Linked DNA regions of Homo sapiens: all the other regions are linked to region 1. Evidence: chromatin loops called from intact Hi-C (ENCODE). Cell type or tissue: MCF 10A. All regions are shown on one strand. Each heading gives the region's core, and the rest is flanking DNA. Links, peaks and the distances in the headings are about the cores only. Region 1 overlaps PLXNA2 (plexin A2). Region 2 overlaps LOC105372896 (a long non-coding RNA gene). Region 3 has its middle 16 kb from the start of LINC02769.

What was found. Hi-C counts contacts between places; a loop is a spot of excess contacts. Peaks named below come from ENCODE experiments on the same cell type or tissue, not always from the same donor. Only the 100,000 strongest peaks of a DNase experiment are listed, where the experiment ranks them.
Region 2: it touches region 1 in a loop (2.9-fold over the local background); 4 of 110 quality-filtered maps call a loop at or near these places.
Region 3: a loop joins it to region 1, with 7 times the contacts of the local background. A loop is called at or near these places in 3 of 110 quality-filtered maps.

What each region holds. Positions count from the first base shown.
Region 1 is chr1:208,018,290-208,028,624 of GRCh38, reverse strand. It overlaps PLXNA2 (plexin A2), which reads left to right. Exons shown (of 32, transcript NM_025179.4): 31 at 466-616; 32 at 1,287-6,383. The coding sequence ends at 1,382. Among named protein-coding and RNA genes, the nearest start is that of LINC02767, 64 kb to the right of the region's middle. In MCF 10A, for the core only: a CTCF peak has its summit at 6,655; a DNase peak (open chromatin) is centred at 6,614.
Region 2 is chr1:209,244,487-209,254,821 of GRCh38, reverse strand. The region is part of intron 2 of LOC105372896 (a long non-coding RNA gene); the gene reads left to right. Among named protein-coding and RNA genes, the nearest start is that of LINC01696, 76 kb to the left of the region's middle. In MCF 10A, for the core only: a CTCF peak has its summit at 5,961 (motif pointing right); a DNase peak (open chromatin) is centred at 5,971.
Region 3 is chr1:208,648,591-208,658,925 of GRCh38, reverse strand. No RefSeq gene overlaps it. Among named protein-coding and RNA genes, the nearest start is that of LINC02769, 16 kb to the right of the region's middle. RefSeq lists a silencer at 6,381-6,567. In MCF 10A, for the core only: CTCF peaks have their summits at 4,533 (motif pointing left) and 6,438 (motif pointing left); DNase peaks (open chromatin) are centred at 4,515 and 6,425.

The sequences.
Region 1 (10,335 bases), core at 3,551-8,550:
CATTGAGCATGTGCTAAGCATTCAGCATTCTGATAAAGATTTTGTGTGTATCATCTCATTAAAATGTCCAGCAGAGTTGTGAAGCCAGTATTATTATTATCCCCATTTTACTGATAAGGAAACTGAGGTACAGAGAGGGTAAATAACTTGCCCTGCGTCACACAGCTAGCAGGTAGCAGAGCTGGGATTTGAACACAAAGAGCCTGGTGAGAGTCTGGGCTTTTAACCACTCTGTTGGGCACCGCAGCCACGAGCTCTCGGCTAGATGGAATCTACTGAAGAAACTCTGGCCTTCAGCCTCAACCTCAGCATGAAGCAAGAGGCCAGAGGAAGCCACATCAGAAGAGAAATAGGGAGGCAGGAGCAACTGGGTACATCAGTGCCCTCGAAGGACCTGGGCCCGGGGTAGCTATAGGTAAATGTTTGCTGAGGCCTCCACCAAGGCGCCTATCCTGTCTCTGGCAGATACTACGCAGACATCGCCAAGCTCCCAGCCATCAGTGACCAGGACATGAATGCCTACCTCGCCGAGCAGTCCCGCCTGCACGCCGTGGAGTTCAACATGCTGAGTGCCCTCAATGAGATCTACTCCTATGTCAGCAAGTATAGTGAGGAGGTGAGACAGGGCCCCAGCAGGGACAGAAACCAACAGGCAAGGAGCAGGAAGCCTGACTCAGTCCTTAAATAGATGGCAATTTAGAAAACACATTCAGGGAGTCAGAAGCCCATGAGCTCGAAAATTATCATTCCTTTATGAGGCAACTCAACTCCTGATTCACTGAAGGCTTTATACACTTCATTGTCTTTCACTCATTGTTAACACAATAAATAACACTTTTAATCATTTGTTTTTCAGTTCAAAGTATGGTATAATTAATTTCATTCTCTCTTAATGAATCAAACTATTCTTTGCATTCGGGCAGATCCTGTCAGTTACATTTCAGATAGACAGGTGGACCCTAATATGAATAGAGATTGATTAGGATACCTTTGGAAAACTCACAAAGCTTCTTTAGCATTGAACGTGAAAGTAGTAGTAGTAGTAGCAATAATTAACACTTGCATAGCACTTCCTATGCCAGAGAATGTTTGAAACACCATACATACATACATATATATAGGTGTGTGTGCATGTATTCATTCAGTTAATCATTTAAATTATTTAAGGTTATGTGCATGAAGGCAGAATGGAAAGGTAGACAGAGGGCAAAGAGGGAACGACTCCAGAAAATGGTGTCTTCTATTCTGAGTCCTGAAGTCTTCCTGCCTTTGTTTTTGCTCCTCAGCTCATCGGGGCCCTAGAGCAGGATGAGCAGGCACGGCGGCAGCGGCTGGCTTATAAGGTGGAGCAGCTCATTAATGCCATGTCCATTGAGAGCTGAGAGGAGGAGCCTCGCATTCCTGGGAAGAGGGACCTGTCCAAGCTGTCACACTGGGAGTCTCAGATGGAAGGACAAGTGATGGGGATCAGGCCCCAGAGCTTGCTGTCCCCTGAGACCCCATCCTGGGGAGAGGGGAGGACTCCTCTCCCTACGCCAGCCAAGTTTCGTCATAGCCAGTTCCAGCTGGGAGAGACAGTGGGCGTCGTCCATCCTCAGTGAGAACACCAGAGAACCCGGGGCCGGGAGAAGGTGGTTCTTCAAGCCGAGAGGCACGAGCTGGGGACAGTTCTGCCTCTGTGACTGCTGCTTTGCATGAAAACTCATTTGATGTATATTGGGGAAATAATGAGAACTTTATTTAATTTTTTTAAGAAAAAGGGAAAAAAACAGAAATAAAACAAAAAGCCGCCCTGTTAATCCCGTCCAACTTTTGTTTAATTCTGATTTCTGTCTCCCTTCCATCTTTTCTCCCATTCCTCCTTCTTTATATAATGCCTATTTCCAAATGCCAGAGAAAGCAGAGATGCTGAGAGACATTGGAGAGAAAATGACTGTCTCCTTTTCCTTGAAATTAAAAAAAAAAAAAAAAAGAGAAAGAGGAGAAGAAGAATGATGAGCACAAGTATGCACCAAACACTTCGCAAAAACAGAGGCCAGTAAAACCTGGAATTATCCCGGCAGCCAGAGGAGTATGGAACTTCCAGAACTTTGCACAAATTGCAAAGCCATCAAGAGCTCACCCTGGCTGACTGGAAACTGAGCTTTATCTACCACACACCTGTATATTCTCATCTTTTGAGAGGAGATGTGTACCTAGATAGTACCAATGCTTTTTGCTACTGTTTTTTGTTTTGTTTTATTTAATCCTAAACCTCAACAAATGAGGAGCTGGTCTTTGATATGTTTCCTTTCAATTTCCCTAAAGTTACTATGAGAAGTGGGGTGAGGTGGGCCTCTCCCAGACCAGACACCTGGCAGCCCTGCCTCATATCAATCCCTGTCATAAACCAGGCACCCTGGGGAAACGGCCTGGAGGTGTGTGGGCCAGGCCTCCACGAGGTTCCATTTGAAAGTTGATTTGGAGACATAGGTGTTTGACTTTGGAGTTCACTCCAATCATCCAGTGGTCCCTGGCAATTAAAAAGAAAACAAAAATCAAACACTGTTTACAGCAAGCAATACTTGAAGAGCATAGGTTACAGAAGCTGCAGTATTTATTATTATGCTTTCTTTCTTTCATTCTCTCGTGCCTGGAGAGGGGAGACCACCCTTCGCTCATATACGGAAGCTCCTGACCATCTGGGCCTACAGCACTTCCTCAGTAGAAATGACTGTGGCATGCCCACGTTACTACCTTCTGCCTCTCTTTCTGCCTCTCACGGACTTGTGAGTGTGAAGGACAAGTGGATGACTTCTCACTGGACTTTCCTTCTCTGTCTCTTCTGATGATGCCTAAAACTATGGATAACCAATTCTCCTGAGTGTAGATTCCAAACAAAGAGACCAAAGCTCCATGCCCAGGTCCAAAGGCCCCATAGAAGCCAGTGGGAGTCATCGAGAGGAAAGGCGCTCTGTGAGTGTCAGGACCTTGGTGGCCAGGATAGCCATCAGAGTGTCCAGGCCTCCCACATTACCTTGGATCCGAGCAGCCAGCTCCAACTGTTCTGCAAGCAGCACTGGAGTCAGGGGGTAGGAGGACAAGTGGAAGCAAAGGTGTGGGACTGGGGAAGACAAAGAGGAACAAGCTGCCCTTCCTCACTTTTCAAAGGGTCAGGAATCCTAGGCTATGATGCTGGGAAGCTAGACCAGCTCCTCCAAGAGAGACTAGACCAGGGTCATTTTCTCTGTTATTAACTCTGGGCTCCAGCTTCTCCGTGCCCTGCTTTACCTCCAAGTGGTTCCAATTTCCAAAGGCCCTGCTGACCACATGTGATTCCCAGGAGAGGGCTGGGGGAGGGGAGCGCAGAGGTCTGGCTTCCATCCTTGGCGTGTAGCTTTGGATCGCTGTCTAACCACACAGCAGACGTTGCCCGGTCTCCCCAGCTCTAGTTTCTTGCCTGAATGCGGCTGACAAATGGGAAGAGAAAAGCATTCAGCAAAATACTCAGGAAACTTGCTGTTTTCATTATAATTCACAACCAGCCATGCCAAGGCCACTTTCTTTTGAAAATCCACTTCTTTAAAGTTTCTCAGGCCCTATTAGTAGCCTGAAGGAAATACTAATGACTGGCCTTCCGCACTAAGCCAAAGTGTTTGCTCTTCATAGCACTCAAAGCTTATCAGCGCAGAGCCCATAATTTATGGAGATAAAAGGAAAGGAGATATAGGTAAGAAGAGTGTGACCAGGAGACCTTATGCTACCTGTAAAAAAGTTCAGCCCACCCCATCTAACTTCTGAGCTCTGTTTGGGTGAAGATTTTCTGGCCGCATGGCTGCTCAGACTGGCATCCAGGCTTTGCTCCACCAAGAAGTTAAAGGCAGTCGGACATCTCAGTAGCATCTCTACCAGCCCTTAACTCAATGCATCTACCTGGCATCTCCCAGCAGTTACTTTTGGAGACGATTCACTGCCCCTGGGGCGTTTCCTTGAAGGTTTGTGGAGAGCGTGGAGAATGATGGGGCAATGGCCAATTGGAGGGTGGAGAGTGAAGAGCCGGAGCTGGCTGTGAGTGGTTTGGCCACATTTCTCAGGATTCCATGAGAGACTTGGGGAACTTGGGCTGACAAAGGAAGTAGCCTGGGGCATCCTTAAGGAAGGAATTAAGAAAAGGGAAAAAGCTGGACTCAAGCCACGCCATGAGGGTGAAAGGTTATAAGGCCCTGCCCCCTTTCCAGCTGCCCACCTGTTCCTCCTCCACACCTCTTCGCTTTGGGCCACCAAGAACCAATGAAGTCCACACCCTTTGGATGAGAAAAAGAGGGAGTTGGTTGGCCTCTCTTCTCCCTGTTATCCAATTTGAGGATATTTTGACCTTGGGTAAGGATGAAGTGTTAAAGCCACAGCTCCTCTCCACAAGAAGCCATTCATCTTGGGGGAGGCAGAGAGGGAAGTCTCTCTCCAAAGTCTATCCAGCTTCGCTTCGTTTCATTGATCTGCACAAGAGACAATGCTCTGGAAAAGGAAGAGGACCCCAGAAGGGTGCTTGGCAAGACAGAGGATGCTAATGGGCAATGGAGAGCACTCCCTCCAGCTGGCCCCTGCTGCTGCCTCCCGTCCTCTGCATGGGGTCAGGTGCTTCTGTGCTTGCTGTCCTACCTCTCTCCACAGCAGGGCTCTCAAAACCATTTTGATCCCCCATTGGCAGAGGGTTCCCCTCTTTACAGAGTTCAGTCATTAAAAGCATGGATCAGCTGTTAATCTCATTGGAGGAGGGAACTGTTTCCTGCATTCATTCATCTGGGAACCTTCTTGAGTAGCCACTGTCTGCCAGCCACTGCTCTAGAGATGGGAAAACAGCACGGAACAAAACCAAGGTCTTTCTTCCAGCGAATTTATATCCTTCAGGAAGCTGGTTCCTGCCACCAACTTAGCAGGCAACAGTTCTCCTCCCCTAGTGGCACAGGGTACCAGTTTTGTAGGAAAAGTGGTCCAGCAAAGGAAGAAAGCAGACCAACCCAGCTGCCTTACCTTATTCTGGGGCCATTCCCCCAGCGATGAGAGCTGCTCTTGTTTCTACTGCCACCATCTCTTCTGGCTGCACTTCACCTGCTGCTTGAGCTTCTGACCTTCCTTCAGTTCCACCAAATGAGGACAGGAAATAGCAGTCAAGACCCCTGGCCCTGCTGAGCGTGAAACAGAAGCAATGGATGAGTGCTGGACGAAGAATGGCCTGGGCAGAACAAATAGGGAGCATTTGAAAGCTTCTGGCTGATAAATCTCCAGGTGCATCCCGGTTGCCACGCCTGCCCCCATTAACCTGCTCCTGGTAAATACTGATCCAGCAGCTGCTCCAGGAGAGGCCGTCTTTTTTTCCCAGCCACGCTGTGTCTTGCATGAGACTCCTGGGGCCTGGGCACAGAGAGAAAAGAATTGAGACTCAGGAGGCTCAGTGGGTGAGAAAATGCAAAGTGGCTTCACAGACACAGGGCTGTGGGAGCAGATCGACGGGGAACTTGGGAGATGAACTTCAGGGCCTTCCGACGCCTTGTCTCAGGAACATGCTTTGAGAAAAATGGTAGCATCCTTTCCATAACTCAGTCTCTCTTCCCTAGTTTCCCTGAAGTGTGACGTTTTAGTATCTGGAGCTCAGTGATCCCCATGAATGAGGGATAAAGTTTCACTCTTGGTATTTTCTAACTAGTGCTAGGGAAAGTCCTGAGACACGATCACAGCCACTGCTTGGCATACAGGGCCTCCACCCAATAAGCAAACTGGAGATTCCTCAGCCTCTCGTGGACACCCACATCTCATTCTTCTCACAGCAGAGAAGCTCTCCCTTCAGCCTGAGCTGTCTTCTTTCTGCTGCAGTGCAGCCTGCTCCCTCCTACCCTGGCCTCAAGGAAGGTAGGAAACATCTTCTGCATTTCAAAGTCCTCACTTTGACTTATTTGGCCTTCATCTTGGCATGGAAGGTGGCAGGCAGAATGGAAATACTCCCCCCAAACAGAACAGATATTCTTGCGTGTGTAAGGGCAGAAGGGACAAGCTCTCTATCCCATGAGACTAGGGGCCGGAGCCCACCTGCCTTTCCCCACAACTTTTCCTGCTCAAACCCACTCCTCTTGACACACTGGAATCTGTATTATATATATTTTTAAGAAAATACAATGATGGTTGTCTGGTTTTGTTGTTTTTACAGGTGTTGTGGAATAAAAACTGTAAGAAAATTAAGTATTTAAAATGTTCCAATAAAGTGGGGTTTTTTGTTATTCTAATATATTATTGTGTACCTATTGTAAATATGAAACACTCCTATTTTGCAAGCTGAGGACACAATTTGTACTGTTGTTATATATAAATAAAGTTTACTGAATTAAAAAAACCTTAAATCTTTAAATAAACCCGATTGTTCAGCAGCATATATGCAGAATAACATTTTAAGGGCATATTTAAGAATGGTACTCATGGAAATATGAGCTAAGTTGTTTTGAGGGAGTTTTAGAATTCTCTCTGGAGCCAGAGCTTATTAATGTACCAGTCATCATCATCAACATAACACACACACACACACACACACACACACACACACACACACACACACACACACACACACACGAGATACCGTGGCTTATACCAGCAGGTGAACACTGCCCCCTAGCCCCAAGACCTCAGAATACAGCTTTCCTCCAACTGGAGGCAGCTAGTGTACTCCATGAGTTAGGACCCCTTCCCAGGAGAGAAGGGAGGTCTCAGAAGAATGAGATCCTCCTCTGCCTCCATGCTTAATACATGTTCTTCATGTGTTTGTACATTCATGTATACAAAGTGCATTCTTGTGCTTGTACAAAACGTATTAAGCACGGCCTGGCACTGTGGTAAGTGCTGGGGGATAACATAATAAGTGAGAAAGACATGATCCTTGTCCTCATCAACCTTTTAGTGTAGTGAAAAGCATAGGCTTGCTTAAAAAGGAATGTTTCACCATGCCTTGAGAAGGGGTTTTATGGTTGCTTTTTTTTGGTCATTTTCAGTTAAAGGATTAAAGGTAAATAAAGGGAAAGATGCCAGATAGTGTGTGCTTTTAGATCCAGTGCAGGTAAGACAAGAAGGCGGGCCCTGCCTAGGGGAGAACAGTAGCTGGGCAGACAAAGTCCAGAGGCAGCAGAAACATCACAATTCCACAGTAAGCCTGAGAGGTAGGGAATTGATCTTAGGACTCCTAATCCTTAGGGGTCCCTTAACCCTAGGAGGTCATGCCTCCTCCCCTCCTCTGTACTTTCATCTATTTTACGTTCTGGTGTTCCAACATGTGTGGGTGACACTTCTTCTCTCTGGTAAGAGAAATAGATGAGAATAACTCAAGTATCCATCTGACATCTCAACTGAGCATGCAAGCAAACTGCTGCTCACTATTTCCATGATAATGGGACCAGGAGAGTTCTGGGTCTTCAACCTTATACCAGGCACTAAGAGTAGAGCCTCCTGAAGGATGAGGTGCAGGCCCTGCCTTCAGAGTGCCTCCAGTCTAACATGGACAGCCAACACACAAGGGAGAATGGGGCCTGGGACTTGTAAAACAAAACATGTAAACAAGTGCATGTTGGTAAACATAGTGTGTGCTTACAGCTTCAAAGAGATCATAATTGGGAAGATTGTTAGTCCCGACTTAGCAGCCTCTGAGTTCACAGTGTTTGTGGGTCCCCCATCCACACCGCACACATGTACACACACACACCCTTCCCAGATGGAATGGAGAGATGCAAAAGCTGGTCCTGAGGGTGAGAAAAATGCAAACATAACACCATGAGGAGTCAGGAGGAGAGGAGAAGAGTGCAGTGCTGAGGTCTGCATGTAATTAGTGTGTCATTTTCAACAACACAGTGGGCCTCAGGCCTGGGGAGTGCACCCTTGGGCCTGGGGAGTGCACCAGAGCTTTTTACTAACTTTAAACCATCCTCCTCTTCTCTCTGAAATGCAAACCTAGAACCCTGGAGGCACTCGAGTGTCTAGCAGTGAAAAATGTGTCTTTTCTCAGTAAAAGCAACAATATGGCCCTGGTGAGCTCCAATGTGGGACAGAGCAGTTAGATGAGTCTTGCCTCTGTCACTGCCTGACTGGGCTCCTGGCTTCACAAGAGGCTGGGATACAGGGAAATTTGGACAGAGGAGGACGTTTCTCAGTACAGGATCCTTACTTCCCTGAGTTTTCTCCAATCTTCTTGCTGCTCCCCTCACCCCACCGCCATCTGTCCCCTCAACAACTTGGACTTAGGGTATCCCTATTATTAAATACCTGCTGCAGAAACTACCATCCTCTGGCAAGGAAGCAAAGGAAGAGGATGGAAGCTACCAGGTGGTCTGTCTTGTTCACTGTCGTATTCCCAGAACAGAGCACAGACCCTGGCCCACAGCAGATGCCCCTTGAGTATGTTCTGAATAAACAGATGATGGAATGAATGGAACTTGGGAACCACCTACCAAATGCCAGGCTCTGGAACATCCTCCCTTGTAGGCTTCTCATGCTCACATGATAAGAGTTTTCCATTTTTTAGTCTGAGATTCAGAGAGGTTAAGGGACTTACTTAAGACTGCACAGTTACAAAGTGGTAGAGCCACAGAGGTCTGATTCCAGACTTCACATTGCACAGGCTTTTTCCACTGCACTTTCCACACTACCTTTCATTAGCTCTAGAACCATTGAATACTTGGAAGTCCACCCCAGAAATGGATCCTTCCTCTTGTAACAAGAAGATCCTATGGAGACACTCTTCCTCATTCACCAATAGTCATGTTTGTTCAATGCAATTGATATCTCTTCCTCACTTGCTATGAGCATGACACTAGACTAGGTACTATTAGGAACACAAAGGGAGGGAAAAGCTAAGTCCTGAAGTTGCAGCTTTCCCTGGGTTTACACTCTAATGCCAATACCAAATCATTATTCTATAAGAAAAAGATTCATCCCTTTTATTAGGGGTATTTCTATCTCATTTTTACCACAAATGCAAAATAATTTTGCCAAACTGTGTCAGTAGAATTCTCAGAGACCTATTTTCCTCAATTTGAGGGTAAAACCTGCATGATAAGACACTCAAGAGAATTTAGGGAGATGGGTGCTGCTGATTGTCTGCGCTTGATCATATCAACACCACGAGCTGCCAAACATCTCAGCTCAGCAAGTGAGCTGAAAGACAGAGGAGGCTTCCACCTGTCAGCAGCCAAATGAGCAGCCCACCAAAGCACATGCACAGAAATTTCTACTGCATGTAATTGCATTCATCTTATTCCTGGCTTTGCTTTATGTCTCTGTCTCATTTATCTTGATTCCTCACCCCTACTCCTTTCTAATTGCTAGGTTTCATGTATCCCCTGCTAAGAGCATAAGCTTTGGATTCCGATTGCCTCGGGTTGAATTCCATCCTCAAGCTGTATGGTCTGGGGCAAGTTATATAACCTCTCTGTGCATCAATTTTCAAATCAATAAAATGAGGATAATAATATGCATCCAATAAGGTTTTTATATGGGTTAAATAAGGTAATGTATGTAATGGACTAAGTATTACAATAGGTAAATGAGCAGGAGAGAGAATGAACCATACATCCTTCTTTTTTTTTTTTTTTTTTTTGAGATGGAGTCTTGCTGTGTCACCCAGGCTGGAGTGCTGTGGCGTGATCTCGGCTCACTGCAAGCTCCACCTCCTGGGTTCACGCCATTCTCCTGCCTCAGCCTCCTGAGTAGCTGGGACTACAGGCACCCGCCAGCACGCCCGGCTAATTTTTTGTATTTTTTTGTATTTTTAGTAGAGACGGGGTTTCACCATGTTAGCCAGGATGGTCCCGATCTCCTGACCTCATGATCCGCCCGCCTCGGTCTCCCAAAGTGCTGGGATTACAGGCTTCAGCCACTGCACCCAGCCACCATACATCCTTCTTTTACAGGCAGCCCAGGAGGACCTACAGGCAGGAATTGATGAGCATCTCCATCTGACTGTGGGAAGAAGTTGAATTAATAGAAGTTTTGGAGATGAAAGTTGGTGCCTGAGAGTTAAGTCCTTAGGAGACTAGTCATGGATGCTAACATAGGAAAATAGAAGATGAATCAAGGTTTCACCCAATGGCAGAACCAGCTATGAACCTGCCAGTGAACATGCTATAGGTAAATGGGAAGTGGCAGACAGAAGTGGATCAAGCCTAATTTCCATGTGCTAAGGCCACAGACAGGGCTCAGTTGGCTACAAGAGTCTGTTGATGGCCTCCTGAAAGCATGCCCAGATCAAGGGTCTGAAAAGGATTTGGGGCCTACTAGGAAAGGTAGTTCTTCACCCTGAGAGCCAGAGGGCAGGGCCAGCCCACA
Region 2 (10,335 bases), core at 3,333-8,332, 1.2 Mb before region 1:
ATTCTGTTCAATCCTGACACCAGCTTCCCAAGTTAACATCATATCCCACAAGTTAAAGGGCAAGGTCCCCAACAAGACCCCAACAAGACTGCCCTTTCCTCAGATGCTAGTTGCAAGTGGAGTCCCAGGCTACCCACATTTCTGCCCAGTCAACTACAAATTTGGGGTTTCTCTTATGAGAAACCCCAATCATTCATCCTGAGGTTGAATAATTTGCTAGAATGCCTCACAGACCTCAAAAGGCATGATGCTTACAATTCCTGTCTTATTATAAAGGATATAAATAAACAGCCAGATAAAGAGATACATAAAGCAAGATCTAGAAGGGTCCAAGGACAGGAGCTTCTGTCCCCATGGAGTCAGGGTACATCAGTGAGAGAGGGTGCTCTCACTTGATGATCTGTTGATCAGTTTTTATCTGGGGTTTCATTAAGTAGACATAATTGATTGCATCATTATTCATGTGATTGAACTCAATATCCAATCTCTCTTCTCTCTCTGGTGTTTGGGGATAGGCCCATAAGTTCCACTCTCTAAATCATGTGCTTGGTGTTTCTGGAGTGGCCAGCCCCTCTCTTGAAACTAAGACCCCCACCATGAGTCATCTTATTAACATAAACTCAAATATGATCAAAAGGACTCTTTGTGAATAACAAGACACTCCTATCACTTAGGAAATTCCAAGCGTTTTTGAAGTTCTGTGCCAGGAACTGGGGGACAAAGATTAGATGGATTCTTTATTATATCATAGGTAGAAATAACTCCATCTTGATTTCTGCAGTTAATGCCTACCTAACGATCATATAGTTGGCTATATTGTATCATGAATAGTGAAGAAACCAGTTTTTCCAGCTCTCAGCAAAGAAATGTCAAGAAAGCATGGCTGCTGTTGGTTTAAGATCTATAAGGTAGAAATACCATTTGACCCAGCCATCCCATTACTGAGTATATACCCAAAGGATTATAAATCATGCTGCTATAAAGACACATGCACACATATGTTTATTGCGGCACTATTCACAATAGCAAAGACTTGGAACCAACCCAAATGTCCATCAATGATAGACTGGATTAAGAAAATGTGGCACATATACACCATGGAATACTATGCAGCCATAAAAAAGGATGAGTTCCTGTCCTTTGTAGGGACATGGATGAAGCTGGAAACCATCATTCTCAGCAAACTATTGCAAGGACAGAAAACCAAACACCGTGTGTTCTCACTCATAGGTGGGAATTGAACAATGAGAACACTTGGACACAGGGTGGGGAACATCACACACCAGGGCCTGTCGTGGGGTGGGGGGAGGGGGGAGGGATAGCCTTAGGAGATATACCTAATGTAAATGACGAGTTAATGGGTGCAGCACACCAACATGGCACATGTATACATAGGTAACAAACCTGCACATTGTGCACATGTACCTTAGAACTTAAAGTACAATAAAAAAAAAGAGTACATATATGAAGATATTGCTGAAAAAACAAAAAAAACAAATCCACCACAACAACAAAGATCTATAAGGTAAGATGTGAGGTAAGTCTATCCTTGACTCCCCAGCTATTGAGCAGCCAGAGGATATGGATAAGAAGCCGCTCGATTCAGCCCTTTGAGCCTTTGTTTCTGCTGGTGAGCTCTCGGATCACCTTCCCTCTGATAACTCTTTAAACATCAAGTAGCTGTTTAAAGCAACGTTTTCTTCTGTTCTTTTCCCTTTTTCTTGGTCAGTGGATTAGCCAAGATTGATTTTTCTGCATGGCTGGGGAAGGCCTAAGGTTAAAAGATAAAAAGGTGGATTCCTTTTAAATGTAATTTAGATTTTTTTTCCCCTGGCATTAGTTCTGATATCAACCACAGAATCACGTCAATGTTCCAGAAACACCTGGGCCCTAGCTACAGCTGCTGGGGTAGGGCAAACCTACACTTCCAGCATAGCACAGCTGGGGCGGTCTAGGCAGATTTGCCATCAGGTGTCATTCTCTCTCTCTCTTTCTCTCCATCTCCCCCTCCAGCCCCCAGCTCTTTCTGCCACCCTACCCATTTTTTTCTCTCTTCTTTTCTTTCTCCTATTCTGCTTGCAAAATGCAGCTAGAGGACACACATGTTTATTCTACTCCATTGTTCTTTCAAGTCAGTGTGTATTTATCTTTTGCAAACTAAAGAGCTCAAGGGAGAACTGTTTCTGAGTCTACCAGATGACAAAAAGAGCCAATCGATTGAGTCGGAAAGCCTGTCAATTCAGCGGAACATCTTTGGCATGAGTGGTGTGTGAACAAAACAGGATTCAATTTTCCACTTTTTGCCAGGTTTCTCTTTGGCAGTGAGTAGACCACATCCAAATGCTATGCCAGGTGCAATAAACCACCCTCTTCATTTCTAAGTGGCTATCTTTCCACTTCACCTTAAAGTGGATACCAGTAAGCCTCTGTATGTTAAGTGTAAATGAGTGGTTTTATAAATAATGTCCCTAAGGACTGGAGACTCCCTGGAGCTTGAGGCAGAGAGTATGGGACAATGGTAGGAAGGAGGTGATGTGATGTGACATAGCCAGAGAATTGGAGAAGTTGGGGATGGAGAGAAACTGTTATTCAATGGATGGGGCTAAGCAGGGAAAGAATATTTGAAAAAATAAGAGTGAGAACTTGAGGCATGGCCACTGCAAGCTGGATAATGCTTAAGATGGAAGCATTGGCCAGGTTCCCACACTGTGCATAGCCCAGTGGCTTAAAAGGTCTTACGCATTTGTGGCCTCAGGAAATGGCAGTGTGACATCACGACACTGTGTTTACATGGGATATGGGGGCAAGAGATGGGGGTCTGTGCCCTACTCTGCCATTCCTCTTCTTCCTTCTTTCCTCCCTTTCATCTTTCTTCATTTAATTATTGCTAAGATTGTAAGGGACTCTTGAGTAATATTTACATGTGTCTTAGCCACATTCAGTGTTAAATTCAAAGAGTTGGTTTCAATCCAGCCAGCCAGTGCAAAAAGCTTCTAAACGCCAGGATACGATTTCAAAAAGCTAGCAGGCTGGTAATTCCCCATCCAGAACCCTCCACCACCATTAGGTCAATAGATGGAGGTGGGGAGAGAGTTTGGACAATCTATCCAACCAAAATGAAGCTACAACAATAAAACAAAATGGAAGCCATTATATGAGTAATAATAGAGACAGACATTCGCAGACAAACTGGCCATAAATGCAAGAAGGAAGAACCGGAGAACTGAGAATGAAGGAAAATCTGAATTAGTCAGGATTTTCCTGATTACAAGGGGTAGAAACCTATCTTGACCAAGCTTAAGTGAAAAGGAAGTTTATTGGTTGATCTCATTAAAAAGCCCAGGATTACACTGACTGCAGGCACACTGGAGGCTCCAATGCCACCTGGTGTTCCAATGCCACCTGGAATGACACATCTTTGCTCTTCTCTGTATTAGCTTCAGTTTCAGACACACTTTTGCTTGTAGTGGCAAGAGAGCCCCCAGCATTTCCAGACTCAAACTCCATCTCACTAGTACCAGGAAAAGTTCCAGGTGGGCTCCCATTGGATCAATTTGAGCCATGTTCCTTCTCTGAACTAATTACTGTGGCCAGGGGAATAGGATGTCTTTATGGATCATGCCTTAGCCAGTTGTTCACCCCTGAAGCCTGGAGTGGGGCCAACCACACCCAAAGTACATGGTCTGAGAGTAAGCAAGAAATGATTCCGCCAGGAAAATCAGGAGTCTTCTTTACAGAAGAGCAAAGATGCTGGCAGGCAAAAACAACAGATGTCCACCCCAGATGCCAACAAGAAGCCAAAGTCATAAAACTGAACCAAGTACAGTTATGTACCGGTTTCTGGAATCCACCAGGAAAGGGTCAGATCTATATGAGGACTCAAGGTGTAAATGACAATTGCCCAGACGGCATTCTATATAAGGGTCTCTTTTTTAATAAATGTTTCAGGCCCTCCCTGGCCTGCTCCTTAACGCTTTAGAAAGAAACCTACTCTTTCTAGGCCTGACCCCAGAAACCCTAGTGCAGAAAGGGATCCCTTTGTAGAATGCAAGAGTGTCCTCCTGCCTTTCACTTTTTCATTCTCACAAAGTCTGGTCTTAAATCTTCACCCAGGCTAGACTCCTCCCCACCACATACATCTGTTTCTCCATTGATGCTACAGAGTAATCAGAAAGGGTCATTGGTATTGCTGTTCTGGTGAACATATCCATTGAAACAGATGCGTAGCAGATACCTGGGGCAGGAGTGGGAGTTGAGCAATGTGGCCCCGGCATAACTAGCATGAAGAAAAACCAAGGTAGAAGAGAAGAAGTGAGGAGCTGCCTAACAGGTTATATTTACCAAAATGTTTAAAAGGAAGGAGGAGGAAGCATACTTATTAGAAGATCTATCTCCATTTAAACAGCTCGCAAAATTAGCCGTCTCACCCATATGCCAAACACTGACAAAGAAAACACAACAGTCCTAGCACAAAAAAAGAGAGAGCAGAGCTGCAGTCTCAGGCTCTGAGAGGGCTCATTATCAAAGCTCTGTCTCCATCCTGTTGATATCAATCCTGGCAGGGCACCGTGGCTGCTGCCAGTGGAGAGGAAAAAATTACCCAGGCTGACGCCTCCAAATAATTGATAATTTGCCTCCTAAATGAACAAATCAAGTAAGATTTAATTGTTGGCGGGGACTGCCATCCAGGAACAGCAAAGTATATAATTGCTTAAGCATTACATATGGCTTTCCACGCATCCCCCCTCCCTCCCCCTTTCTTTTTATAAACCAAACATAATTGTTTAATGACATTGATGGGGAATAGACTTGTGACATTAAAAATGACACTTATGACATAACTGTCAGTTGATGACAGCTCACTGACAGCGCCAGTGAGAAATTAATCATTTTAGATGCTTTATGGTTTGCTCATTTAATGTCACAAATAAGATCTTGCTATCTAACCACATATAATCTCTCCCCGACAACCAACTCTGGTCCCTCTCCAGGGACAGTTTGGTTATTATCCTGCCTCTGGTATGGGGGCTGGCTGAGTGGGGCCTGGGGTAAGATTTTAGGAATAGTTGGTGGTGGGTTACCTGCAGGGAGGGGCTAGAAATTCCCTGGGGAAATTTGCACCTGAGCGGAGTCCACATTTAGTTCTCTCACTTGCCACTTGTTTAAGGAAGCTTTCAGGGGGAAAGAGCTAAACTGTTGGGACTGATTCTAATAAAGACAGAAAGCTGAGGAAGTAGAGAGGCTATTTTTAGCTGGTTAATGGGGAGTAAATGGGGCCACCCTGTGATATGCTAAGATATGCCTTGTGCTCATTGCTGACTGGTACTCCCACACTCTCTGCTGGGCAGACATCTGTTAATTGCTTTCTGTTGGACTTCACTTTGACATTTGGAGAAATGGAAGGAGACTACCTAACTATTTTCTCCCTAAACGATGTCTCTGTGGAGCTTGGGAGCAAGGGAGGAAGGAAGTGAGGTGAGTTGGAAGCTTGCTCTCTGCTCGAGTTTGCTAAAACCTTCAACACAGTGTGCCCAAGGCACTTTGGCCTGGATTTTATTGAAAACCCCTGTGTGGGCTCCAGACAATCCGTCACTGAAGTCTTTTCTTCCATGCTGCATTGGCCTGTGGTCTATTTAATCCGAACACATGCTTATCTCTCTACCCACCTTTCCATACATTTTACTAATCTTGTAAATAGATTCTAAAAAAATAATAAAATAAACTTTCCAATTTATAACAAAAAATGTTCTTCATCTCGTTGTGCATGCATCAGTGCTTTCTTGAGGAGGCAGCTCCTGTCACCAAGCAGCAGAAGGCTAAAAATCAAGCTTCCTAGGGTGAAGGTGGTAGTTTCACTCGTACGTAATCTTACCCTGCCTTTTCTTTCATTTAGACACCTAAGTTGCATTTGTATTTGCATTTAGTTAGGTTTAGCTATGTGGTGTAGTGCAATTAATGGCCACTAGGTGGCAACAAAGGACCTCTTGGCCTGATTATTGGCTGTAGGCAGTGACTGATACAGGTGAAATGAGCCTGCCTTCTGTTATAACAGTACCAGTGAAGACTTATTTGATGCTAACCACCTGGCAGGCACCATCATAAGTGCTTGCTTCTTATACATTAACACTTCGATCTGCAACAATCCTGTGAGTATTACAGAGATTAAGGAACTCACTCACATACCTAGCAGTTGGCAGAGCTGAAATTTAGCTTCGGTTCTGACTAATGACAAAGGCTGTATTCTTAGACTGCACTTTACTACACCCTTAAAAAATACCCTTCCAGTTTGGGGAAGAAGTTGAATAGCCAAAACAAATGCCTCACCATCACTGAGCTCTGAAGCTTCCTTCACATAAAATAAGAAGAAAAGGACACAGAAAGAGCAAATTTATCAAGGTACACAGACTCTCAGAGTTGGACAATTCTTGACCCTGTAGCCTAGGCTCCCATCCAGTAGAGGGGTCTCCCTGGCACAGCCCTGAAAGAAGATCACATGGTCTCTGCCAGACGACTTCTGGGAACTGGTCGCCAAATGAAGGTGGCATGAGTTTCTTCTCTGTCTGCTCATGGTGACTTTTCTTTCTAAGAAGAGGAATTCAGAGAGAAGAGACCAAAAAAAAAAAAAATCCGAACAAACAAATTCATAGCCCCTATCCATCAAAGTAGCTCTAGGGAACAATATGGATATGATGGTTAATTTCATCTGTCCACTTGACTGGACTGTGGGGTGCCTAGACACCTGGTCACATATTATTATGAGTGTGTCTGTAAAGGTGTTTCTGAAAGAGATTAACATTTGAATCGGTAGACTGAGGGAAGCAGATTGTCCTTGCTAATGTGTGCTAGCCCCATCTGATCTGTTGAAGGCTTGAATAGAACAAAAAGGCTGACCCTGCCTAGAGTAAGAGAGAATTCCCCCTGCCTGCCTGACTGCCTTTGAGCTGGGACATCATTTGTTTCCTGATGTTGGATTCAGACTAAAACATTGGCTATTCCTGGGTCTTGAGGCTGCTGGCATTTGGATTGGAACTTACAACATGGGCTCTCCTGGGGCAGCTTGCCACTCCAGATCTTGGGACTTAGCCTCCATAGTTGCATGAGCTAATTTCTTATTTTATTTATATGTAATATATACTATACATATGAATATACAATATATAATATGTATTATACATATGAATATATAACATATAATATATATTATACATATGAATATATAATATATATTATACATATGAATATGTAATATATATGAATATATAATATATTATACATATGAATATATAATATATATAAAATAACAATTAGCTGTATATCATAATATATAGAATTATAATGTATATTACATATAATATATATATAATACGTATTTTACACACATGCACATACATATCCTATTGGTCTATTTCTCTGAAGAACACAGACTAGTACAAAAGGTCAACCAAAAAAATCTAAATTATAAAAGAATGAAAGCTGCCTCCTTATTATATGTAGTGCGTGGTTAAGCAGGAGGGACTCTGTTGTCAGACCACCTGGGCTTTAGTGCTGGCTCTGCTCCCTCCTGTTTGTCCTAGGAAGCTTCAGTGACCTCTTTATAAAGGGGATAATCATAAATGAGATGATGCAGATACAATTCTTTGCACAGTGCTTGGCAATTAGTAAGTGTCTGTTACTTTCCTCAGGTATTTGTTATTTCTTTCAATCAGTTACCAAGCAATCTTGGCAAAATAACTTACTCTACTTTTTTCACAAATGAAAAAACCTAGAGGGGAAAAAATAGGCATAACTCTCCTCTTTTTTCTTCTTGGAAGGGATGCATGAGGTCAAAATGGATTAAAAAAGGGCCAGGCATGGTGACTCATGCCTGTAATCCCAGCGCTTTGGGAGGCTGAGGCAAGAGGATCACTGCAAGGCTCATGACCACTGCAAAGAATCATCATTTAGTCAGTAACCGCTTCCAAAGGAAAGGAGAGAAGCCTTCCTGGAGAGCCCAGCCAGTGCAAACAGCAGTCATTTCTGTGTCACAGCTCTCGGCTTATTCAAACAGGAAAGTGCAGTGGAATGCAGACTGCCAGGGAAAAGCATTCTTACAATATAATGCACATAGCTTTGTGGGCCTCCCTTAGTTTTAAAAATTATTTCTTAAGAAAGAAAGAGGCCTCCCTGGTGTAGATATAAAATTCTTTTAGGCCGGGCACAGTGGCTCACGCCTGTAATCCCAGCACTTTGGGAGGCCGAGGCAGGCAGATCGCTTGAGGTCAGGAGTTCAAGACCAGCCTGGCTAACATGGCAAAACTGTCTCTACTAAAAATACAAAAATTAGCCAGATGCAGTGGCGCGCGCCTGAAATCCCAGCTACTCGGGAGGGTGAGGCAGGAGAATCACTTAAACCTGGGAGCCGGAGTTTGCAGTGAGCCAAGATTGTGCCACTGCATTCCAGCCTGGGTGACAGAGCAAGAGCTTGTCTCAAAATAAATAAGTAAATAAATAAATAAATAAAATTCTTTCAGTGGCACCTGCACCTAGTAAATAGCATCTGATGGAGGAGACTCAAATGCCAGTGCTGAACTTCTGAGCAAGTGGGTTCTCCTCCTTCAGTTCTTGACTCTGTCTTTCCCTCTCCACATTGACATCACTCACATTGCTGGGGAGTTTGTACACTCTCGTGGCTTCAGCTAATCCCTCTCAGAAGGAAACTAGAAGACCTTCCTCTGCATGCAACTCAACAACTGGACATTTCCACCCAGATGTCCAACTATGGCCTAGAACGCTACATTCTGAGGTACCACTCCCTGTTCCTCGGGGCTCCTGGGCTAGACGGTTTGAGCTGATCTTGACCACACCCCTCCCCTTCATCAGTTCCTGCCATGGTTTGCTCTCAGCTGTCTTTCAGGTTTACTCTTCTCTCTGCATCCCCACAGCTCAGGTGTTTCAAGCTGCATGTCCAGGTGCCTTCAACAGCCTTCGGGAGGCTCCCTGTTTCTCACCTATCTTTTGTCAAATCAATCTTTTAAAATACTCCTTGTGCCTCAACCTTCCCTTGCTCCAGACCCCACAGATACTTCCCACTGCCTGCTCCCCAGGTACAAGCTTCTCAGCCTGGATTCCGTATTGTGCTCCTTTTCAGTCTATTCAACCATTATGCTATTTTCCAGCTTCAGCCAGCAGGCCCCTGCCTGCCCTCCAGCTCCGTGATGTTCCACCATCCCCCTTTGCACGTGCATTCAGCAGGTGTGTAATGAAAGCTGGAGGACTCTGTGCGTGTTCTCTACTTTCCCCTTTCCCCGCTGGCATCTACCACCCCGCATAGCCCTCCAAACCACTCCCACTTTATCTGCATTCTGATCCCATTTCTTCTTTGTAATTTAAATTTTAATTACACAAGTGATATAATGTTCTTTAAAAATAAACTTATAGAGAAGACTAAAGTCCCCTTTATCAGTTCCTCCAATCTTCCTCCTTCCCCCTTGCCCAGGTAGCATGGCTCAGTGCTTGAGGAGTATACTTCCAGGTATGGCTTTTTTTTTTTTTACATTTTCATATATATTTATATATGCTCATTAAGTATCTGTAGAATTTATGTTGTACGTGCCAATTAAAAATATCAATGGCATCATATATTTACATTTTGTAAACTTGTTGAACATCTATCCATGTTAGCCTACTTGGAGGAGCCTCACACTGGTTATCTGATGTGGACGGCTCTGTAGTATGAATAACCACTTATTTAACCATTACCTCTTTTATGGGCATTAGGTTATTCCAGTGTCTAGGTGTGCAAACTCTGTTTCATGAAACAATCCAGGAATCCTTCTTTTTGTCTGTGTGTGGATTGCATTTGTTGATTCTGTTTTCTTCTCAGGATCATATAGTAAGTTAGAACTAAGCCAATATTTATTGAGCAATTCTCATGTAGCAGGCACTGAGGCATTTTTACCACAAACCTTGAGTTAGAGAGACACATTTCCCATTCTATAGATGAGAAAACTGAGGCTTCAAGAGACAAAGTGAGTCAGGTTTTGCAAACACATTAAAGTTAGGTTGCTCCTAACAGTCACTTGTGCTGGGTTCTTCCCCAGAACTCCCCACTGTGAGTCTCACGACAGGGGAAACCACATGCCATACCTCTTTTTATACTCTAATATGTCCTGGCTACACAATAAATCTCAATAAAACTTGATTGATTATTTGGGAGACAAATTAGCACTATCGTATTAACTAGCAGGATATTTTATTTAGGTATTTTAGCAACAATAAGAAGACACTAGCATCACTGAGTAGCTGGTTAAAATATTATTAGAAGTTAATTCATATTTTAGCAGATAATTCCTAATT
Region 3 (10,335 bases), core at 3,425-8,424, 630 kb before region 1:
AACAAAAAAAACAAAAACTAATCAATGGTCATACACCCCCCCACCCACAAGATTGCAAATTTCACAAAGTCAGGGACCAGATCTATATTACTACAGTGCCCTGTGCATAGCAGAAGTGTGATAAATATTTGTTGAAGGTAGAAAGGGAGGGCTAAATAGGAAATAAGAGATTTGAGTAAGGCTTCTACCATGGGGAACAAAAAGGAAAGAATTGGGAAATATGGGGAACCAAGAATACAAACGGGACAGACTATCTCCTTTGACTGTGGGCCCTAAGTAGCATCCTTTTTGACTATTCCCTATTGCTGCATCCTTCTGTTTCTCCCTCCATCACCCATCCTGAAATGCCAAGTTGAGACCTTGTGTCCTCCAGTCACTGGCAATGGGTTTACCCTGAGGTCTCCTGAAGCTCTATCTAGGCCACTATTTGCCCAAATAGCACCTCTGTACAAATTAGGAAAAGGTGCCCATTTTTTCCAGGTGGATGTAGCCACAAACTAAGAGGCTCGGTCTGGTCCACGGAGTGGGGGCTGGATTTCAGCTTCCCCCAACCCCTTCCTCCTGTTGGTCCTCAGTCAGGTGCAAGGCATAACCTGTACAAGTATAGCTGCTGGGCCAGGGCTCCCTTGAACTTCAGCCACAGCTGCACACATTATGAAGAGTGTGTTTATAATGTATGGGCCCTGGGGCTATAGTGGTATGTAAAATGGGTCTCCCATCTTCATGGAAATTATTCTCCAACAAAGGAAGAGACAGTAGCTTCTTCAGGTGGTTTAATCAGTCAGATATTTGATTTAAAGGCCTAGAAGTGAGACATACCTGGTTTGAACAAGGTAGCATGCTTGCCAGCTATGCTACCTTGAATAAGTCATTTTACCTTTCAAAGCCTCCATTTTCTTATCCTGAAAATGAGGGTAATGACATTACCTTCCTCAGAGGCCTGTTGTGAGCCTTAAATGAGACACAGGTATAGGTTTCATACATTTTGCTATAATAATTGTCATTCTATAACCAACCAAATGTAATCATGAAGAAAATGGAGACATCATTCTGGACTAGCACATTCAGAAAAAAAAAAAAAATCACCAAGCCAAGCGTAGTAGCATATGCCTGCAGTCCCAGCTATCCTGGGGGCTGAGGAGGAGGATCACTTGAGCCCAGGAATTCGAGAGCACCCTGAGCAACATAGGGAGGCCTTGTCTTTAAGAGAAAAGTAAAAAGAACACCAAACCAGAGTAACTTGAGCAGGAGTGGCAACATGAATTACCTTGGGGATAAGGCAGAAGCAAAGGTTACTAAAACAGGCCAGTTGTGATGTAACAAGGGATAGTGTGGAATGTGGCAAAACAGAGCATGCACACCCCATCTATCTAAAAGCATTCAGCTTCCAGCATTTGAGATCAACCGATATAGTCTGCAAGTGAAATTTTGCCTTTGCAGGATGGGCAAAAACAGGCAAAACACTGGATAAGAAAATTCCCAGTTTTCTTGGAAGGCCTGTCCTTCCTAATAACTGGTGTCACTGTTTCTTCCTATTTCTCTAGGGGTCTTTGGGAGTGATCCTGGACCCTTGAAATCCCTTCTATCACTCTTCCCTGATGATGGCATAGACCCAAAGCCACAGAAAACAAAGCCACTTTATTTTCAGACTCTTGAACGTTACCCCATGACAAACTCTTAGAAATGCCAGGCCTTTCCTCTTTCTTCTCCCTTCCCTCCCACCAACTAAATCTGAGATGAATTGAGTGCAGAGACTTCTCGCTCAGAGTACATTGTTTGAAAGTTTGTGTCATAAATGCATCGATCCTGCCTCATGCTCCCAAACAGAATCTCGATGTTGAAGCACTCCTTTAATCAAAAGTAAATTATGTACAGGCCACGTAGGCCAGCTCAGCTAGCCTCACAAAAAAGGCAATCCATCATTTATCCGTAAATGTCAGTGAAATCTGGGGATCAATATGTGCGCCAATGTGGATTATGTTTATTATTTTTCTGTAAATATCAATGCCGAGAAATAGTTCGAGGGAGCAGGCAGGTGCCTTGGGAAATCAGAACCTAACCTAGGGCATATGGTTGCATGGTGGAATCTTTCCAAGTATATTTGATCTGTCTTTTTGGCACTTCTTTGCATGTGAGAGCTGGGTCATCTCTAGTCTCATGAGAAATAGAAAAGAGAACAATTCTTAGGGCAATGAAGGAGTCTGAGAAAATTCCAGAGTTGATCTACCCTACAATGAGGTGGAGATGGCTTCTCTTGATATATTCTGAAGAGTGAGTATCGGCATAGAAAATAAAATAACTCCCAAAGATCTGTTTCATCCACAGGATCCCTGGAGCCAGAGGCAAGGAAATCTACAGCACTGTCCCGTCCCTTCTTTCAGCTCATCCTGATTGGTACAACCTCACAGGTGATGTCAGAGTCCAGGCAGTCAGGGGAGCAGCAAGCAGATGTTTTTGAAAGGAAGGATCTTGTATCAGGCTTCCTATTACTTTCTTCCTTTAATTATATAGGCAAAAGAAAGCCTTGGAAGTTTCTCTGTGAAAAACATGATCAAAGTGGTACTTAGAAAAGACAACAATAAATATTTGAATATACAATATTGGAAGCATAAGAGATTAAAGGCAGAGGGACCAATTGTGAGCCCCAGCCTAGATGGGTAGACACCTCTTTGTGGTCCATAGATCACAAGCTGTGAAATCAGGCATGCCAGGGCTCAAAGTTAAAACTTCATTCTGTTAATTGCCAGATGCATAAATGGAGCAACTTATAAGACCTTTGTGAGCCTCAGTGTCCTGCTTTGTAAAATGGGGTTAATAAGAACAGCTGAATTAGTCAGGATAGGCTGGAATAGAATATACTGCAGGAACAATCCCCTACATCTCTGTGGCTTCTAAAAGGTTACTTTTCCTCTCCTGTTTCAAGCCTATCCTTGTCAAAGGGGTAGGATGCTTTGTGAACCACGCGCTTGGTCTTCTCTAATCATTCGTGCTTTACTTCAAGGGATTCAGGGAAGTACAATCTTGTATTCGTTCAGAAGGAGAAGAGCTGGATATACTTGGCAAAGAGCACTCACAGCTCACACTGAACTCATAGGGCTTGGGGGCAAATTAAAGGCAACTTGCTGACATGAAGCCTGTGTCTGGTACCTGACAGGAAGGTATTTGACCATGGATGCTTACTCTGAGCCAGCCCTTTGATGTCAGACTCTGAAGGCTGTATTTGATTTGAGAGACAACATAGTATCTTCATGGGTGTGAAGAAGGAGAATGGCTAACTGGTGGGCTTGGAAAATTAACTTCGTCCAAGTACGGAGAGAGAGGTGGGAAGCTTTGAGACACTCCCGGAGGTGGTGCTAACGGCCTAGGCATGTGATGATGAGGACAGTGGATACCTACTGACATATTTGAAGTCTTATTGTCCTGCTGGGTAAAAGTGGAGAGCCCTGGGAACAGATGTCATGGGCATACTCAATGCCTATTTTAATGGAAGAATCAATTTAAGCTGTGGCAAATCATACAGTTAATATCCAGCATGCTTGAGGACTTCCACATTGCTTTCTCCCCCTGAAGTTTCTTCCTGTCTTTGTGTCTCCACTGGGAGCCTTGCAATTGTGTCATTCTGGATTAGGTAACATGAGACCTGAGATACAGGCCTATTACTCAAACTGTCTCTGTGACCTTCATAAGGTAGTCATGTTCCCTCTCCAGGCTTCAGTAGACCCGTTTGTAAAATAGAAGAGTTAAAATCCACCATCTCTAAGGTCTCTTTCAGTACCAGGTTTACAGTTTCTTGAAGAGTATTGGCAGCGAGTACAGGATTACTCTCCTCATGCCAGTTAACATTGATAAAATAATCTTACAATATCTGATTTAGTTTATGCATTCTTGTGCTTCACAGGGTCCATTTCCCCCAGCCTTGGGAAGACTAGAAAAAAGATGTAGAATAAAATCAGGATGTACATAACTTTTGGGAGTTATGGGGAAAGAGGTGCGATGAAATAAGGGTGTATGTGTTTATGGAAGTTTAATATATCGGAAATAATTAAGAAAAAATAACTCAACTCTTATGATTTTCATTTTCAGGTTTGGGAAGATCTCTGCAAAGCCTTCAGTAGGTTCTCTGAACCCTGGTTAGCAGGACTAAGGGAGAAATATGAGTTTGCTTAGGATCCATGGTGTGCCAGGAGTGCATAAGCTCCATAATATGGGCAGGGATGTTTGTCTTGTTCACTCCTGTATCCCCAGCACTGAGAAAAATAATGACATAAATAGGTGTTCAACAGATATCTACAGAACAAGCACATGAATTATAGAAAGAAAATGAATCATGCCTGGGTTCTTCCATCATGGCAATTTCCAATCCTCTTCTTATAAGCCAAAGTTCTTTTTCTTATGAATGCCTCCAGGGTTTCCCTATTCATCCTTTCACCAACACACACAAAGCACTTAATCCGTGCTTAATCCTAGTACAGGTCCTTAGTGACACATACGCTAATCTGCTTTTCGCCACCTAGTGCCAGATTTGTAAATTGACTCCTCCTGAACCTTCCTTTCCAGAGAAATGGAAGGTTTCCCCTCTTCACTCTGTGGAGTTAGGGACCTGGGAAAACATCTTTTCCTATCCTCTTCTTTTGAGGGAAAACAATTATTAATGCATCACAAAAGAAAAGTATATATTCTCACCTCAGATATGTTATCAAAGGAAATGATAAGTTGTTTTCATAGTGTTGAGCTTTATATATAAGGTAGATTTGGGGACCAGACAAGCTGGTATGAATCCCACTGCTGCCCACGGTAGGTATGAGAATTGGCAGGTTACTTTTATATTCTTAGTTTCAGTTCTTTCCCCCCTAATATGGATGAAAATAATAGTAATGCCTCTCAAGGCAATGTGTAAAACATACCCATGGTAAATATTCATTCATTTATTTATTTAACAAATATTTAGCAAATGCCTTAGATGTCCCAAGCATTATTCTGTTATAGCCTCTTGGATACAGCAATTAACAATGCAGATGACAAATCTCTGTCCTTATTTTGCTTATCAATTAGTGTTAAATAAAGATTAGCCATTATTATTGATATATTATACTAAACCTGAATACTCTAGAACTTTTCATCTAGACTAAGTCTTTTCTTCCCCTGTAATTGATGTCAGTGAGTCATTTGTATTTACTGCACAACTGCAGAGTACAGAGCCCTGGATTGAGTCTATATGGAGGGGGAAGAGGAAGGAGGATAGACTGAAGACGTGGCCTCTGCCTTCAGGAGTTTATAGTGCACACGCAAAGACTAGCAAGGATGAAAGGACTTTTGAATTTAAGAAACATGCATAAATTAAACATACCGCTCTTTTTGGCTTGTCCTCTGAGTAATAAGAACACGAGTGGATTTTCATCACTGTCTGTTGTAATCTTTCCAGAAAAACCACTGAACCATTCTGAAGGCTTCAGGAAGAGAAAACTAATGGCTTTATCTGAACTCCTTGGGAAAGAATGGGGTTTAGTAAGTAAATGGATGCATGTTTCTTAAACTGGCAAGAATCCTCATCAAGTGTCCTGACAAGGCAACAAGCAGATGAATGTCAATGTTATGTATCTGACACATTACCCACACACGTAACTCTGTGATTTTATAGAATTTTAGCCTCTGAAGGAGATTTTAATTATCCTCTTACTCAAATCTTTACCTTTACAGAGAAGGAAATACATGCAGAGGGGAAGAGTGATTTCACCCGAGGTGGTGCGGCTAGCATGTGGACTGCCTGGACCAATGCCTCAGTATCCCCATCGCCAGCACAGTGTTTTTTCTAGAACCTCTTGAAGCCTAAAGCCTCAGTATCCCCATTCTTAGTCCAGAGTTCTTTTTAGAACCTCTTGAAGCCTCCTTCTGTCTGACTTGGAGTGAAAACCCTTAGAGCTCAATGGCCTTTTTAACCAAATTGCTTGCTCTGAGCTCAGGCTAGTGGCATGTTGTGAGGGAATCTGAGTAGGAGCTTGTTGATAAACAGGTCCTGGCAGTGAGATTAGACACATTTCTAGTTATGGAAAAAGAAAGGGGGCTTTGCAGGTGCTTTTCCTCATACTGTTCTCTTCTCAAGGAGTTCAGATAAAGCTGCGAGTTTTCTTCTCCCAGACCCCTCAAAATGGTTCCACAGTTTTTTTCTGGACAGACTTGAATTAACAGTCTAATCTCACTAGTACTGAGAGAGAGCTGAGAACAAGCAAGAAAGGGTGGTGTGTTGAATGCATCCATGTTTCTTAAATTCAAGAGTCCTTTTGATCCTTGCAAAAGACCTCTGTCACTGTGGAGGAGACAGTACTCCAAGTTCCCCCAGTCTTGACTAAACCCCGTCTTCAATGCCTTTTGCTTCTGAAAGGATCTAGATTCGCTTGGGAAAGGGGGAGAGATTTTAAAAGGAGGTGACACCTAGTGGTCACTGTGACAAACAGCAGCCTACAGCGAAGAAGGCCGGTTGCTAAGGGTAGCAGCTGCAGCCATTTGTCTCCACTCTGACTAAATGGCCGGAAGAATCATAGAATGTTTATATTGGGAGCAACCTCCAGAGATTTTCTGTCAAGACATCTGCCTCCAGCCAGCACGAATAATATGTCTTATGCTTATGGTGTTGTATAAAACACTTTTACAAATATTATCACGTTTAATTCTCACATCGGCCCTGTGAATTTTGTAACATCATTATCTCTTTTTTAAAGACGAGATGATCAGTCATAATTTAGGCTTCTTGAGCAAAATCACTCAGCTAGTGAGCCATGAAGTAGGAGCTAGGAGTCAGGCCCTCAGCCCTTACCTTCCCACTTGCGATCAACTGTTTACTGACTCTAGGAAAAGACATGGAAGTGTTGAGTGAAACCCCGTCTCTACTAAAAAAATAATAATAAAAAAATAGCCGGGCGTGGTGGCGGGCGCCTGTAGTTCCAGCTACTCGGGAGGCTGAGGCGGGAGAATGGCGTGGACCCGGGAGGCGGAGCTTGCAGTGAGCCGAGATGGCGCCACTGCACTCCAGTCTGGGCGACAGAAAGAGACTCCATCTCAAAAAAAAAAAGAAAAAAAAGAAAAAAGAGACTGGTTTTTCACCAGGCTCAAACCCCAGCCCTTGCACAAAAATTGGCTTAGTGTTTGGAGCCAATTTTACATAAGTATTTTTGAGTCAGGAGAGAGTTTCTTCCACCTGCAAATTCATCTCTAAATTCCCTCTCCGTACATGAGAATAACAAATCTTCTCGGTGGGAAGAAAAGAAGTCGGCTTGATATGGACTGGCTGCAGAGAGGAGGGGGTTGCTGGGTCCCTGTGGCAGTGAACGATGGGGCCATCCAGGAATACGGAAGAGGCTGCTGGTTGTGTCAGAAGAGTCCTTGTAAGAGGAAATTAAGCCGGATATAACCTGATATGAAATCGCTGGGTACATCTCAGGTTCCTGGCTTAAATATTCAATAGTCTTCAGGGAGAAAATGAATTAATGAATAGGGTCATCTGACAGTAGAATTTTTTAAAAAGTGTTTGAAAAGTAAAAACGCGTTCTACCCCATCCACTCCCTCAGCCACACCCTCTCTACAGAGGCTCCAATTTCTCACAGAATTTCTCAGGTATTGCCTCACCTACTCCTACCCTAGCCCAAGCTGCCTGTCATCCCTCCCTGCTACATCTCTTGGTACTTGGACGTTCAAGTACAGCAGCCTTTAGCCGCTTACACAATCACAGGACATCCTCTGAAAGAGAAGCAATCTTCTGTGGTTTGGTTGTTTTAGAAAGAAGGCATTGTTGATGGAGGTCTTGACTTGTGGGCTGACATAGCAAGCGAAGGATGGGTTTGCTTTTTCTGGATGTTACTTGTTTAAAAAATATATTTATAAGAGAAAGCCCTCTCTATTTTCCTAAGGGATAGGGCTGGACAGGAAGTTTTCAGAGATTCAAGCCAGATGGGGGTGCAAACCTCTCAGGACCAACACAGCATCTTTCCTGAGCTCTCTACTGTGGATGTGCTGAGGTCCTCCACATGAAAGTTAGGAAGGGATATTTCTCCTTTCAGCAAGAGGCTGCTAGTTGTGCCAGATGAGTCCTTAGGAGGAAATCAAGCCAGATGTAACCTCCACAAGGTATTTTCTCTTATCATTCCCTAACAAGAAAAAAGAAATCCAAGAGACAGAACTAGACTGTATGGTAGTTTCTGTCAGTATTGAGGTTATGAGGTACACCAACTACAACATGCAGTATATTCTCAACCTCATTTTCCTATGCCCCAGCCTGCTTATAACACCATGGGGCAGGCAGACAACCACTATGATGCCCAACCCTAACCCAGAGCCTATGTGCAAAGGTTCACGTAGGATGCCTGGTGCCTTTTTCATAGGGGAATTTCAATCAATTCCCTGCACTCCTCAATTCCCAGTTACTTCCTTTTCTTCTTAGAATTCAGGAAGTATAAGTCTCCACTGGCACAAGTCTCCACTGTCTAATTAGACTGACTGATGTGAGAGATCGAATGGGTTAATGGAAGGCCAACATATATCTTAACACCTTTATTTGTGCTGGCCTTACCTGTTCATTAGTCTTAAGTACCCTAGAGTAATTACAGAGTCCCCTCGTCTGCCAGGTCTCTCTATTGCACGTAGGCAAGAGGTGTTCAGAGCTGGTTCACAGACAGTGATGTTGGTAGGCTGACTAGTCCCTTAGATTTTGAGACTCCCAGCTCAGGTGTCTGATGCTTTACTAATAATAACATCAAGGGAACCTCCAAGGGTACTGACAATAATAATAATGTCACATACTCATTCAACTGAAGACTTTTTAAAAGAATTTACCCAGACAACATTCTAGGTACTTGGGATTCATCAGTGAACAAAAAGGTTAACATTTCTGCACACGTGCAGCTTTCATCATAGCTCACAAAAGCTTTTGCCTAAACTTACCTTATTGAAGCCTTGCAAGAATCCTAAGAGTGCTGAGGTCTCAACTTTCTGTTTTTTACAGAAGGATAAACTTATTTATCCTGCTCCTCATATCATAAAGCACTCCTCCTAATCTCCAGGTCAAACTTCTGACCAACCCAATCATAATGTTGTTCTTGATTTTCTCTACCAACTATTTATGTCTACACATTGATTTTATTTCTACTGTTGGCAGCTTGGTGTCATAGAAAGAAAAAAGAATCCAGAATGAACCTGAGCTCAAATTCATTCTCCACCACTCACTAGATAGTAAACTTTAGTCAAGTCTCTTTATTCCAATTTTCTCATAAGTAAAATGTTATAATAAGGGTAAAATAAGAACTCTGTGAGACCACACTTAGGGAGATGCTGTGTTATTGGTTTCATGCTTTACACAGATGTGACATAGAGATCCCATGAGCTTAGCAGCAAAAGCTACCCAGTGGAATTCTTTCTGGGGTACAAACATGTAAGAATAATACTTTCTAAGCTCAGTTATTGAATAAAGTATTGTATCAGTCTGTTCTCATGCTGCTGGTAAAAACATACCTGAGACTGGGTAATTTATTTAAAAAAAAAAAAAAGAGGCTTAATGGACTAACAGTTCCACATAACTGGGGAGGCCTCACAATCATGGTGGAAGGTGAAAGGCATGTCTTACATGGCAGAAGATGAGAGGGAATGAGAGCCAAGGGAAAGGGGAAACCTCTTATAAAACCATCAGATCTTCTCAGACTTATTCACTACCACAAGAACAATACTGGGAAAACTGCCCCTACAATTCAATTATCTCCCACGATTCAATTATCTCCCACTTGGTCCCTCCCACAACATGTGGGAAATTTGGGAGCTACAATTCAAGAAGAGATTTGGGTGGGGACACAGTGAAACCATATCAAGTATGTTTTCTCCTCTGACTGGAGAGAAGATGGGAATGGAAGCCAATTCTCTAGTAGACAAGTGAAAATAGAAAGGTCCATTTGATAAATAGGAACAGCTATTCCTTTTCACAGTAGGGAAAGTCTTAGTAGGGAAAAAAAAAAGTTCAGTGTCAGAGAAGTGATATCAGAATTTCCCTATAGCCCCAAGAAGCCCACATCTGGGAGGGAATTTGCATGGCCATTTAATTCATTACTTCTCCTCAAGGTAAGATTACCATGTGGATATTGGATGGTGCCTGGGAAGTCACACCTGTGATAATTGGCATCGCTGTTGCATTCTTCAGAGCAAAAGGCAAAGAACATACTAGAAGCTTGGGTTTGATTTCTCCATTTCTTCAGTCAATGCTCTAGAATAAATGAAGATCAAATATGACAGATAATAGGCAACCTGCTCTTGGGAAGGATATATCTAATCCAGACCCTGGGGTTCCCTCATTGCAGAAA